Regions from separate parts of the Mus musculus genome. Here regions 2, 3 and 4 are each linked to region 1. A link is a loop called in an ENCODE intact Hi-C map of the cell type or tissue named here. Cell type or tissue: heart. All regions are shown on one strand.

What was found. Hi-C counts contacts between places; a loop is a spot of excess contacts. Peaks named below come from ENCODE experiments on the same cell type or tissue, not always from the same donor. Only the 100,000 strongest peaks of a DNase experiment are listed, where the experiment ranks them.
Region 2: it touches region 1 in a loop (2.0-fold over the local background); 3 of 42 quality-filtered maps call a loop at or near these places.
Region 3: a loop joins it to region 1, with 2.4 times the contacts of the local background. A loop is called at or near these places in 2 of 42 quality-filtered maps.
Region 4: a loop joins it to region 1, with 2.1 times the contacts of the local background. A loop is called at or near these places in 3 of 42 quality-filtered maps.

What each region holds. Positions count from the first base shown.
Region 1 is chr15:83,382,322-83,384,821 of GRCm38, reverse strand. The region is part of intron 7 of Pacsin2 (protein kinase C and casein kinase substrate in neurons 2); the gene reads left to right. Among named protein-coding and RNA genes, the nearest start is that of Gm41368, 2.1 kb to the left of the region's middle. In heart, CTCF peaks have their summits at 981 and 2,401 (motif pointing left); DNase peaks (open chromatin) are centred at 991 and 1,431.
Region 2 is chr15:83,582,660-83,585,159 of GRCm38, reverse strand. Ttll12 (tubulin tyrosine ligase-like family, member 12) reads left to right here. Exons shown (of 14, transcript NM_183017.2): 6 at 428-504. Among named protein-coding and RNA genes, the nearest start is that of Gm52182, 8.7 kb to the left of the region's middle. In heart, a CTCF peak has its summit at 1,532 (motif pointing right); no DNase peak of the experiment used is centred here.
Region 3 is chr15:83,573,169-83,575,668 of GRCm38, reverse strand. Tspo (translocator protein) reads right to left here. Exons shown (of 4, transcript NM_009775.4): 4 at 1,466-1,899. The coding sequence ends at 1,711. Ttll12 (tubulin tyrosine ligase-like family, member 12) reads left to right here. Exons shown (of 14, transcript NM_183017.2): 14 at 1-575. Among named protein-coding and RNA genes, the nearest start is that of Tspo, 11 kb to the right of the region's middle. In heart, a CTCF peak has its summit at 1,116; DNase peaks (open chromatin) are centred at 442 and 1,675.
Region 4 is chr15:83,593,956-83,596,455 of GRCm38, reverse strand. Ttll12 (tubulin tyrosine ligase-like family, member 12) reads left to right here and starts at 1,299. Exons shown (of 14, transcript NM_183017.2): 1 at 1,299-1,507. The coding sequence starts at 1,346. Gm52182 (a long non-coding RNA gene) reads right to left here. Exons shown (of 2, transcript XR_003951515.1): 2 at 1,010-2,119. In heart, a CTCF peak has its summit at 1,075; a DNase peak (open chromatin) is centred at 1,245; H3K4me3 peaks cover 1,873 bases; H3K27ac peaks cover 1,663 bases.

The sequences.
Region 1 (2,500 bases):
CCGTCACTTAGCATTGGTATTCCCTTCTTGCCCTAGACCAAAACCAAAAAAACAAAACCCCAAAAGCCAAATTGTGTTTATCCCACCGTACAGGGTGTCCCAGAAATGAAGTGGCCTTCAGTCTCCAGGCCTTCTATTGGGCCCCAGTGGGGCCGGTATCAATGAGCTGCTTTTCTTCACCATTTTCTGGGTGCTTTTTCCTGCCTTGGGCTGTAAATATTCAGATTTGTGGGCTGTGCAGTGTCTTTATGCTAAAATCTAAGGGCCTTGGGATCTTGAGGTTAGGGCTTGCTCGCCAGGCTCACCCAGTTCCCTGACTGCGATGTAGAAGGTAGTGGCCAAGAGTACCACCAGCCTTGTTCCCTGAACATAGGCATTCTGTGCTCCTCATTCACTGGGTGTGCTATGAGCCCCCACCCTGTAAATGCTGAGAAGAGTCCTCCAAGCCAGACAGATGCCTCCAGCAAGGCCTTATGGCTTTTCTGGCCTGACAGTAAACAGAGCCTGGGCTGCATCTGACCTTACGCTGTAGCAGCTATGGGACTGGAGCAAGCAGGTATCCCTTGTGTGGCTTAGTTTTTTCCATGTTAAAGTATGAATAGCAACCCAGAGTTATTGCAGGGCATCAGCTGATCAATGCTGGGTTATCACACAGACCTGGGCTCCGCACAAGTTCCACAGTTCCTACTGCTGCATCAGTCCTCACTCCACATTATGTTCTCTGGAAATTCCTGATTTCTCTAACTGGCAGGAGCTCCATATACCCATCAGGAGTCTGCGGAACAGGGGGGACCCCAGGAGACACTGGGGTCCAGGGCCCTTCCTAGTGGAAGGGGCCATAGAGGAAATGGTCCTTGCCTTGGCACAGCATACTGGGAAGGAGGATCCTGAGTGCCATCTTAGGATAGCTTGGCTTCAGCTTCCAACCTGCATGCTACCTAGTGTGGCTCAGGGCACCATGTGCATGATACTCTGCTGCCTCCTTCAGAGCGCCTGCTATACCAACAAGGGGAACTGTGGAAAAGCCTGGCCAGGGCTCTCCCTCCAGGAAGTCACGGAGTCTGTGGGCTCCTCTCTGTGGGCCCCTGGCTGGGAAGCAGCCCTCCTATGTTCCCTGTGTTCACATTGATAGCTGTTACCAGGTTGTGTCTGACTTTCTCTAATGAAGTTGTTTTCATTTTTCATGCCACAAGGATGAAGTAAGTTCCTATTTTGTGACTAACTCATGGATCACCAAGCTTCCTTCTGCATGTAGACAGCCCACTCAGTCCCCTGTCTGTACTGCCCCCAGTTCTGTCGCAGAGAGATTGACATTAGCCCTTCCTTCCAAAGTTCCTGGTGCTGATCCCACCAATCCCCAAGAGCTGCCCTGTTAAGAGTCCATCTATATTTAGAGGTCCTCTGGGGAACTTGAGGTTCCAACTGAGTCTTAGCCCACTTATTTCCATCAGCACAGTCATTAATAGACGTGATGACTTGGGCTGAGATCCACGGCCCAAGACTGTAGAGAGCTCAGTTTTTCTTGGCCTCTCTATTTTCTCATCTGACAAGTCAAAAGCTAGGCTTAATGCCAATCTACGATGACTTGTTACCCCGATATTTTGTAAGAGGGAACACAGCTGTGCCCCAGGTGCATTAGATTTAAATTAAATTTGTGTTTGTAAGGGAGGATGGAGGGAGAGGAGAGAGGGAGTGTGAAGTCAGAAGACAGCTCTGTAGAGCTGGTACTGTTCTTCCATCTTTACATGGGGTCTGGGGCTTGAACTCAGGTTGTCTCCCGTTTGAGGAGTGTGCTTTTACCTGACTAGTCATCTTATTGATTATAATAATATTTGTTTGATAAATGGAGATTTAAGGTAAGAACTCATTAAGGATAACACATGGTATTTTCCTGGAAAATCAAGACCTAGCACTTTCCAACTATGTACTTCAACAGTTGATGACAGCTTCTTGTTGGGAAAACAGAAACCCTTTGAGGACATTGTTGTAATAAATCTCCAACCCCAAAAATCCCTTGTAAAGAACACACAACTCAGCTGCATGCCTAAGTCGGGCAGATGTACCACTACACTGCTCTGTTCCCAGCTACGAGATCCCTTGCTACTGTGGCTTCTCCAGCCAGCACTTGGGAAGCAGAGGCAGAGGCAGTCTCAGCCAGGCTTCCCACAGGACTGGACTGGCTTAAGACCACAAGAGCCAATGCTGGCACAAGGAGGATGGACCTTAAGAGCCATGGTTGAGCAAGCAATGGGATTAGAAGGCTCTCCAGGACTGTAATAAAAGACTGTAAGTGGGCTGGAGAGATGGCTCAGCGGCTAAGAGTACCGACTGCTCTTCCTAGAGGTCCTGAGTTCAGTTCCCAGCAACCACATGGTGGCTCACAACCATCTATAGTGAGATCTGGTGCCCTCTTCTGATGTGTCTGAACACAGCTACAATATACTCATATACATTAAATAAATTTTTTTTAAAGTCAGGATATAAAGAAAAATAAATGTCC
Region 2 (2,500 bases), 200 kb before region 1:
TGGGCTCAGATCTCGCTTCCTCTCTGCTGCTCATTTAGAAATAGCTCCTTGGGTCCTGTGATGAACTACACTCTGCCTTTCAAGGGAGTGTCAGAGTCTGGACATGTTTTAAACTGTTAACCAGTTTAGGACAGGAACAGCCCTCAGGGGCTCCCCTCAGACCAAGCGGCTCCTCCCAGCACAGGTTTGGCACCCCTTGCCACCTGTGTCTGGAAGAATGAGAACAATGTGTGTCTTGTTCTTTGCCCAGCCTGGATTCTTGGGGATTTGAGAGGCCTGAGTCCAGAGCATCAGGTCAGGTAGCCCTGGGCTGCCTCGGAGAGAGGCAAGGATGTGAGGGGTGGGGCCTGGCGCACAGGAGAAGCTCAGGATCAGTTATTTGCTTCTTCCTTCATTGAGGTCTGTTTCCGCCTCTCTCCGATTCTAGGCCATTTTGGAGGAGAACAAGGAGAAACTGCCGCTCGCCATTAGCCCAGTGGCACGTCCCCAGGGCCACGTCTTCAGGTACATAGCCCTGTTCTCTGTTGTCACTGAGACTTGACTTCTATGACTGCCATTCCCAGGTCCCAGAACAAGACTTTTCTGGGCCCCAGGTCAGTGGCTGTGTCCTGGAGTCTTGGAACCTAGCCGTGCTGGCAATGGTACCAGAGCACTTCGAATCACAGAGGAGTGTGAGAAAGCAGGCAAGACTGCCTGCAGGAGGCGGCTGTTAAACTTGCCCTGGAAAAATTAGAAACAGCCAGGCTCAGTGTCATTCCTATAAATCTCAACATGAGCGATGGAGGCAGGGAGGTTATCACAAGTTCTCAGCCATCCTGGGCTACAGGGTGAGACCCTATCTCAATAAAGGAAAAGGGCATCTATATTGCCAGGAAAACCAGTCCCAGGAGTCTGAGGGTATAGGCAGTGATGGGGAAAAGGCACAGCTCTACCTCCATGCCACGGGGCCTGAATACAAAGCCATATCTACCCAGTGCTGAGCAGGGTTTCTGCCTTTCCAGGGGCCCTCCCTACAGGCCCCCAGGTGCCATACCTATGGCTACTCAAACTTGGTACAGCTAGAATTGGGCTGTGTGCTCCATTCCGTCCAGGTCTACCAGGTCCTGGGGTCTGCCTCCCTACTGGGTCCTCCTCTTGCCTGAAGCCAGAGCCCCAGCCAAGCAAAGGGTGTGTCCTGAGACACAGATAAGACTGCAAACCCCACACCCACACACACCTCTATTCCCTCTGGAACGGACTAGTTAGGGGCCCAGTAAGTCCCGGTTGCAGCTGTGGTTCACACTCATTTTAGACTCAGGCAAGTTAACAGCCCGGTGCCAGCCCCATCCCAGCAGGCTAGGCCTCCTTTTGAGCCCTCACACTGCAGCATCCTTCCAAGCTGCCACCTACCTCACCTTTATGCTCTGAGTCCTCTTTGCTTCCCACTTAATAACCTCAGAAGTACAGCCACCTCTAGGCCCTGTCCTCACTTCTGTGCTGGCTTTGAAGTATGACCTAAGACCTGTCCCAGGGCACAGGAGCCCTGCAGATTCAGGAGAGTCCTCTGGGGGGCACTAGCTCGCCTCATAGGCTGAGATCAAGCAGGATTGGGAGGTTGCTGGTGTCAGCAGTTTTAAGCCTCTTATTGGAGAATGAAATAAAAGGGCCAGCGAGATGGCTCGGCCAGTAAAGGCAACTGCCTCCCGCAAGTTGTCTTCTGATCTCTGTGCACACACACACACATACACACAAATGAATGTAAGAAGAAAGTTCACACAGATCGTAGAGTAGCAGGGAAACTTATTGAAAACAAAGAGTCAGTAGAAATTAGAAAGGAATGGCCCCAGACTAGAGATAACTTGTGTCCCAGTTACTGTCTGGGGTTTCCTTGTACAGGGTTCAAGAGAAAGTTAGTTCCTCGGGGTATAACTTGGGTGGTCTTGTTGATGATTATGTTGTCATTTGAGACAGGGTTTCTCTCTGTAGCCCTGGCTATTCGGGAACTTGCTCCATAGACCAGCCTGGCCTTGTATTAGAGGCACACCTGCCTCTGCCTCTCTAGTGCTGGGATGAAGGCCAGCACCACTACAGCTGGCTTCTCCGTTTTCACTAAGAGGCTTAGATCTCTTAGCCCTTCACTCACTGTGAGTGTCTATTCCCATAATACATCTGACCTTGATCAGATCTGTTGCCAATTATGCAAGAACGTAAGATGGTAAATAAAGGAAGGATTCTCCCTAAAAGTCCTCTGGGGGACAGGTATGGCTTATTGCCCTTGCACCCTAAGCCAGTTCAGGCCAGACTGACCCTCCTCCAGGATGTAGTTTTGAATAGAAACTGTTCGAGTTTGGTGTCATTACGGGGAGGAGAAATTTGCCTCATTGTTTGTTGTTCAGAGTGGAGTGTGTGGAGTCCCAGATACTAAGCTCTCCCTATGCTTGCCTGACTCCTACCCATCCATTCTCATATGAGAAACCAGCATCTACGAACATCTAAGCCATCCTGCTGTCCTGATGGCAGA
Region 3 (2,500 bases), 190 kb before region 1:
ACTGCAGTAAAATACGCCTCCTTTCCACCTGGTCTTTTCTCTTTGGGGCCCTAGAGGCCTGGGCTGGGCTGGCAGGGCGGCTGTGTCCCTCCAAGGTTGCAAGCAGACCCAACATGTCACCACGTGTGCTTTGAGAAATGAGAAGGAAAAGAAAGACCTCCGAGCTCCCTAAGGCAGTCTAGCTTCCTAGTTAGAGTCCCAGTTCCAAGCTGGAGAAGAGATCTGACCTGACCAGTCCACACTACCAACCCAAGGGGGCGTTGGGGGCCGCAGGGTCTGAGGCTTGGTCCCACCTGGTGGCCTTGAGAAATAGCATTCTCTATGTTACCTCCTTGTTCTGGAGTGGGGATGAGAGGCCATAATTCATGAGGTAGTCAAGAGGCTCTGGGGGCTGGCAGAGGACCAGCAAGACAGCTCACCGAGTAAAAATGCCTGCTGCCAAGCCTGAAGACTTCCCTGGGAGCTACAGGAGAGAGAACCAACTCCCACGGGTTGTCCTCTGACCTCCATGTGTATACCATGGGACATGTGACTGGACAGGCATGTACACACAAAAATATAATTTAAAAGTCTTCTAAAGAAGTCAGGTACTTCACATGCACCAGCTGGCCCAGCATCAGGCTTGGCCACCAGCCAGTTGTAGAGACAGTGGTTATACCTCTGACAAATCCTCCTGGTATTCATCCACACCCTGGTCGCTCTCTCCACTTAAGGGGTCATCAAAGGCCAGCACGTGCTCAAGGTGGGCATGTGCAGCAGGCTGGAGAGCCTAGGTAGCCACAGCGGTGTTGCTGAAGAAGGAAGTAGGCAGCTGAGCTCTGTAGGCCCTGGCCTGGCCGCCTGGGAGATGCCAGTGGCTGACCACAAACTCAAGTGTTTCTAGCACCCTCTAATCCTAAATCAACATGGCTTCCATGCTGACAGTTGGCTGGGGTAAAAGTTTAAGGCCTGTGCTGTGGGAATAAGCACAAGCCAGAGACCAGTCTAAACCAGTAGGCCAAGTGCCCTTCTCATTAAAGGCTGCAGAAAGCCATTGTCATCTGAGCTGGTGACAGCATAGAAGAGAAGGTGCCTCCAGTGGTGGGCAAGGGAAGCACATTTGTAGGTGGCGCGTGACCCCCATTTCAGATCACTAGGGAGTTGCTGGAGCGCTATGAAGAGCACTGCCAAGAAGCCCTTCCCAAGTCTTGGGTGCACTACCCATCAAAATGTCCAACATGGTTGCCTGTGATACCTGATGGGTCATTTGTGCCCTGTATACCCATGAGGCCTATGGAAGCAGGCTGAAGCAGGTGAAAGGGTGCTGGAATTTACCCTCTTCCTGCCAGTTGGGTCACCCTAGGTGGAGAACCTGGGTGGTACCAGCCCAGACAGGCCCAGCCTCAGCAGCAGAACCATCCTGCTTAGCTGCCACCCACCATCTGCCTGTCCAACAGGCCAGATGTTCCACTAAGTACAGAGTCTGTTACACATGAAGTTAGAGACTTTATTTAGCTTTAAAACACCATGCTCTAAGGGCATGCCTGGAGCAGTGCAGAAAGGCAGGTATAACTGTGTCTGCAGGAGACTCGGCACTGACCACCCTAACCTACCTGGTGGCTTCCTGGGCTAAGACCAGGTAGACCAGCAGGCCCAATGGTCATAAAAGCATGATGGCTGCCACCCATGGTGCCTGGCTGGCAGGGCTGCATTCCTGATGGCTGGGTGCCTTCACTCTGGGAGCCGGGAGCCCCCTCGCCGGCCAGAGTTATCACGCCATACATAGTAGTTGAGCACGGTGGCAAAAGCCAGCCAGGCCAGGTAAGGGTACAGCAAGCGGGCAGCCGGCGGGCTCACTCGGTGCCAAGCCAGGGTTGTGGCAGTCGCCACCCCACTGACAAGCAGAAGATCGGCCAAGGCCTGCAAAGACAGAAGATGGGAAGACTAAGGCCATGCATGCCAAGTCTAGAAGCCTCACTTAGCCCTGCTGAACCTTAGGGTCTGATGCCCGATGCCCACCTCTGTTCTCAGCTTCAGTTTCCTTGGCTGCAAATCCCTGCCTGACTGTACCAAGTGTGAAAGCCCCAAGAGGGCACAGCATATCCCGGAGGGGAACAGCATCTGAAAGGCCTCTGACCTGTAGATACAACATTGTAAAGTGCTGCTGACCTAGGAGGCCAGTGTAAGGGCCAGACTGCTGCTGGTATGATATACCCACAGTGGCTCAGCCAAAGCGTTTTTTTAAAAAAAAAAAAAAAAAAACAGGTCTCACTGTGTAGCCTTAGCTGATTTTGAACTAGCTTTATAGACCAGGCTGTCAGACTTATAGCAATCCTTCTGCCTCTGCTGGTACTACAGGCCAGATCTAAACAAGAACTGCTTTGTTTTGTTTTGTTTTGTTTTTTTAAATCCTTTTCCAATCAAGTCACAAGGGTTTTTTGTTGTTGTTGTCTCTCCAGCCCGAACTGGTTTGTTTTTTTTTTTTTTTTTTTGGTTTTTTTTTTTTGTTGTTGTTGTTGTT
Region 4 (2,500 bases), 210 kb before region 1:
CCTCACAGTTTCTCTCTCTTATGCAAGGATATTCAAACCATCACATACATCTATTGAAAAAAATTTTAAACTACCCTCTATCTCATCTCCATCTAGCAAATTATATGATGAAATGATCCATGCAGTCATTGATTGATTGTTGAGGGCTTGTGGGTATATGAGTCCATGCATACAGGGAGGGAGTGTGCCATGTGCAAGTGGAGGCTAAAAGAAGATATTGGGTATCCTCATCTGCCTTTCTCTGCTTAATTTCTTGAGACAGAGTCTTTCTCTGAATTTAGGGCTCTCTTTTCCTCGATAGACAGGAAGCAAGAAAGCGGCTGGAGGTGGTAACTTATGCCTTTAATCCCAACACTTGGGAGGCAGAGGCAAGCTGATCTCTGCACTTGTGGAATAACCCTTTTGATGGCACACCAAGTTATCACAACCTTTGAATTCAACAAGGCATTCCAAGGACTGAGAAGGCTCCTCCAATCCCTAGAAAGATCTGTCCACCTTTGAGATATAACTAGGATCCCCACACGCTGGTGTCTCCCAATGCTTGACAGGTGGAGGGAGGAAGGGTTCAAGGCCAGCCTTCGAAACAAAGTGAGTTTCTTGGTCAGATTAGTCTGAGCTGAATGTGACCCTGTGGCAATATGATGATGATAACCAAGCCCTAGCAAATGGCTCAGTGGTAAAGCATTTGCCATGCAATCTTAATGACTTGCGTTTGATAAAAATGGAAAGAGAACAGACTCTACAATGTTTTGTTCTTTGCTTTCCACAAGTGCGCTGTGACACACACACAAACACACACACACACACACACACCAAAACAAAATAAAACAAAACAAGTCTGGGAAAATGGCTTAGTAGTTAACTGCTCTTGCAGATGACCCGGTTTGGATCCCAGCACCCCATGTGTAATTCCAGTTCCAAGGGACCTGACGCAGTCTCCTAACCTTCATGAGCCATATATGCACTTACATACACACTCATACACGTAAAATAAAAGCACTCACACACGTAAAATAAAAAAATAAAAATTTTAAACTAAAATTAAAAAAAAAATTCAGGCGAAACAAGATTGCAACCAGCGCAAGGGGGAGCACCTTCTGCCTCTTCCCGACCCCCTCCCCATCTCAGCTTCACCGGCTCCTTGAGGACAATCTCTCCTGATTCTGACTCTCTGGGGCTTCTAAGCAGCGTTCCCAGAATCCCTCGCGGCAGTCCTGGGATGAATGGAGAAGACACGCCCCCAGCGCGCGTGCGCACTCTTGGAACCTCGCAACCCAGGACGCAGGCGCGTGCGCGCCGTCCGCTTAAATCCTGCGGTGGGCGGCGCCGTGCTCTTCCGAGCACTATGGAGATCCAGTCCGGGCCGCAGCCTGGCAGTCCCGGCCGCGCCGAGAGGCTGAACGCGCGGCTGCTGGACGAGTTCGTGTCGCTGCACGGCCCTACGCTGCGCGCCTCGGGAGTCCCAGAGCGACTATGGGGCCGCCTTCTGCACAAGCTGGAGCACGAGGTACGAGATGGCACGGGCTGCGGGCAGGCTATGCGGTCGAGTGGGGAGCACAGCTCAGCAGCTCTGAAGGGGAGCCACTTATAAGTTCAGGAGCAGGATGTACCTGGGAGTCAGAAGGGTACAGGCCGAGAGATGCGCCTGTGCCGCCATCCTGCAGGGTTATGGGCCCGCCGAGGATGCGCAGGGACCTGCAAACCGGCATGCGCTTGGCTCGCAGCATCCCAACGCCTCGGTTGATATATTAAGAGTAGAACTCGCGACTCCACTTACGGATGAGGAAACTGAGGCTCCGGCGGATGCAGGAGCTCCTGTTAGATTCAAGCTACACCGGCATCATTTCAGTCAGCTCTGTGCAGCTCTGCTTAGTCCGTAGAACTCTGTGGAGTTGTTTCCCACGGCGTGAGTAGCAGGTCTCCCTTTGTACACTAAAGAGAATGGAGGCCCTGAGACATGGAGACGACGCTAAGAGAGGGTTTAGAAGGTCTCCCCCATCTTTTGAGAGAATGGCTCCATCCTTCACCTGAGCTAGGCTTCCACGGGGTGCCCGGCTTCTTCCGTCGGAGAACAGGGTTTGGGTGATGAAGACAGCAGCTGCTAGGCTGGGCGGAGGGTCTTTTGCGAAGCAAGAGCTTGGTTTTTCACAGGACACCACCTCCTATCTGAGACCCACTAAGCCTTCAGGTGACTGGGAGAGTCCAAAAGCTAGGATTCCCCGGTGCCTCTCAATGGGGTAGGCTTACCCTCTTTGATCTAGTTCCACACTGTGTATGGGCCAGATATTTCCTGGTTAAGCCTATACGTAGGGCTGTACTGCAGCTCACTATAGCATGCTGGCGGTTGGGAGGCGCCTCAATCCTTAGCCCTGTGGGACAGTAAAAGAGGAGGAGCCAGCCTTGTGCTAGTGTTACATTGTTGATGGTCCTGGGCAATACCGTGAGGTTATAACTGGCCGTCAGCCCCAGGGCAAGCAGCTGTAGTGACCGGTTTGGTAGG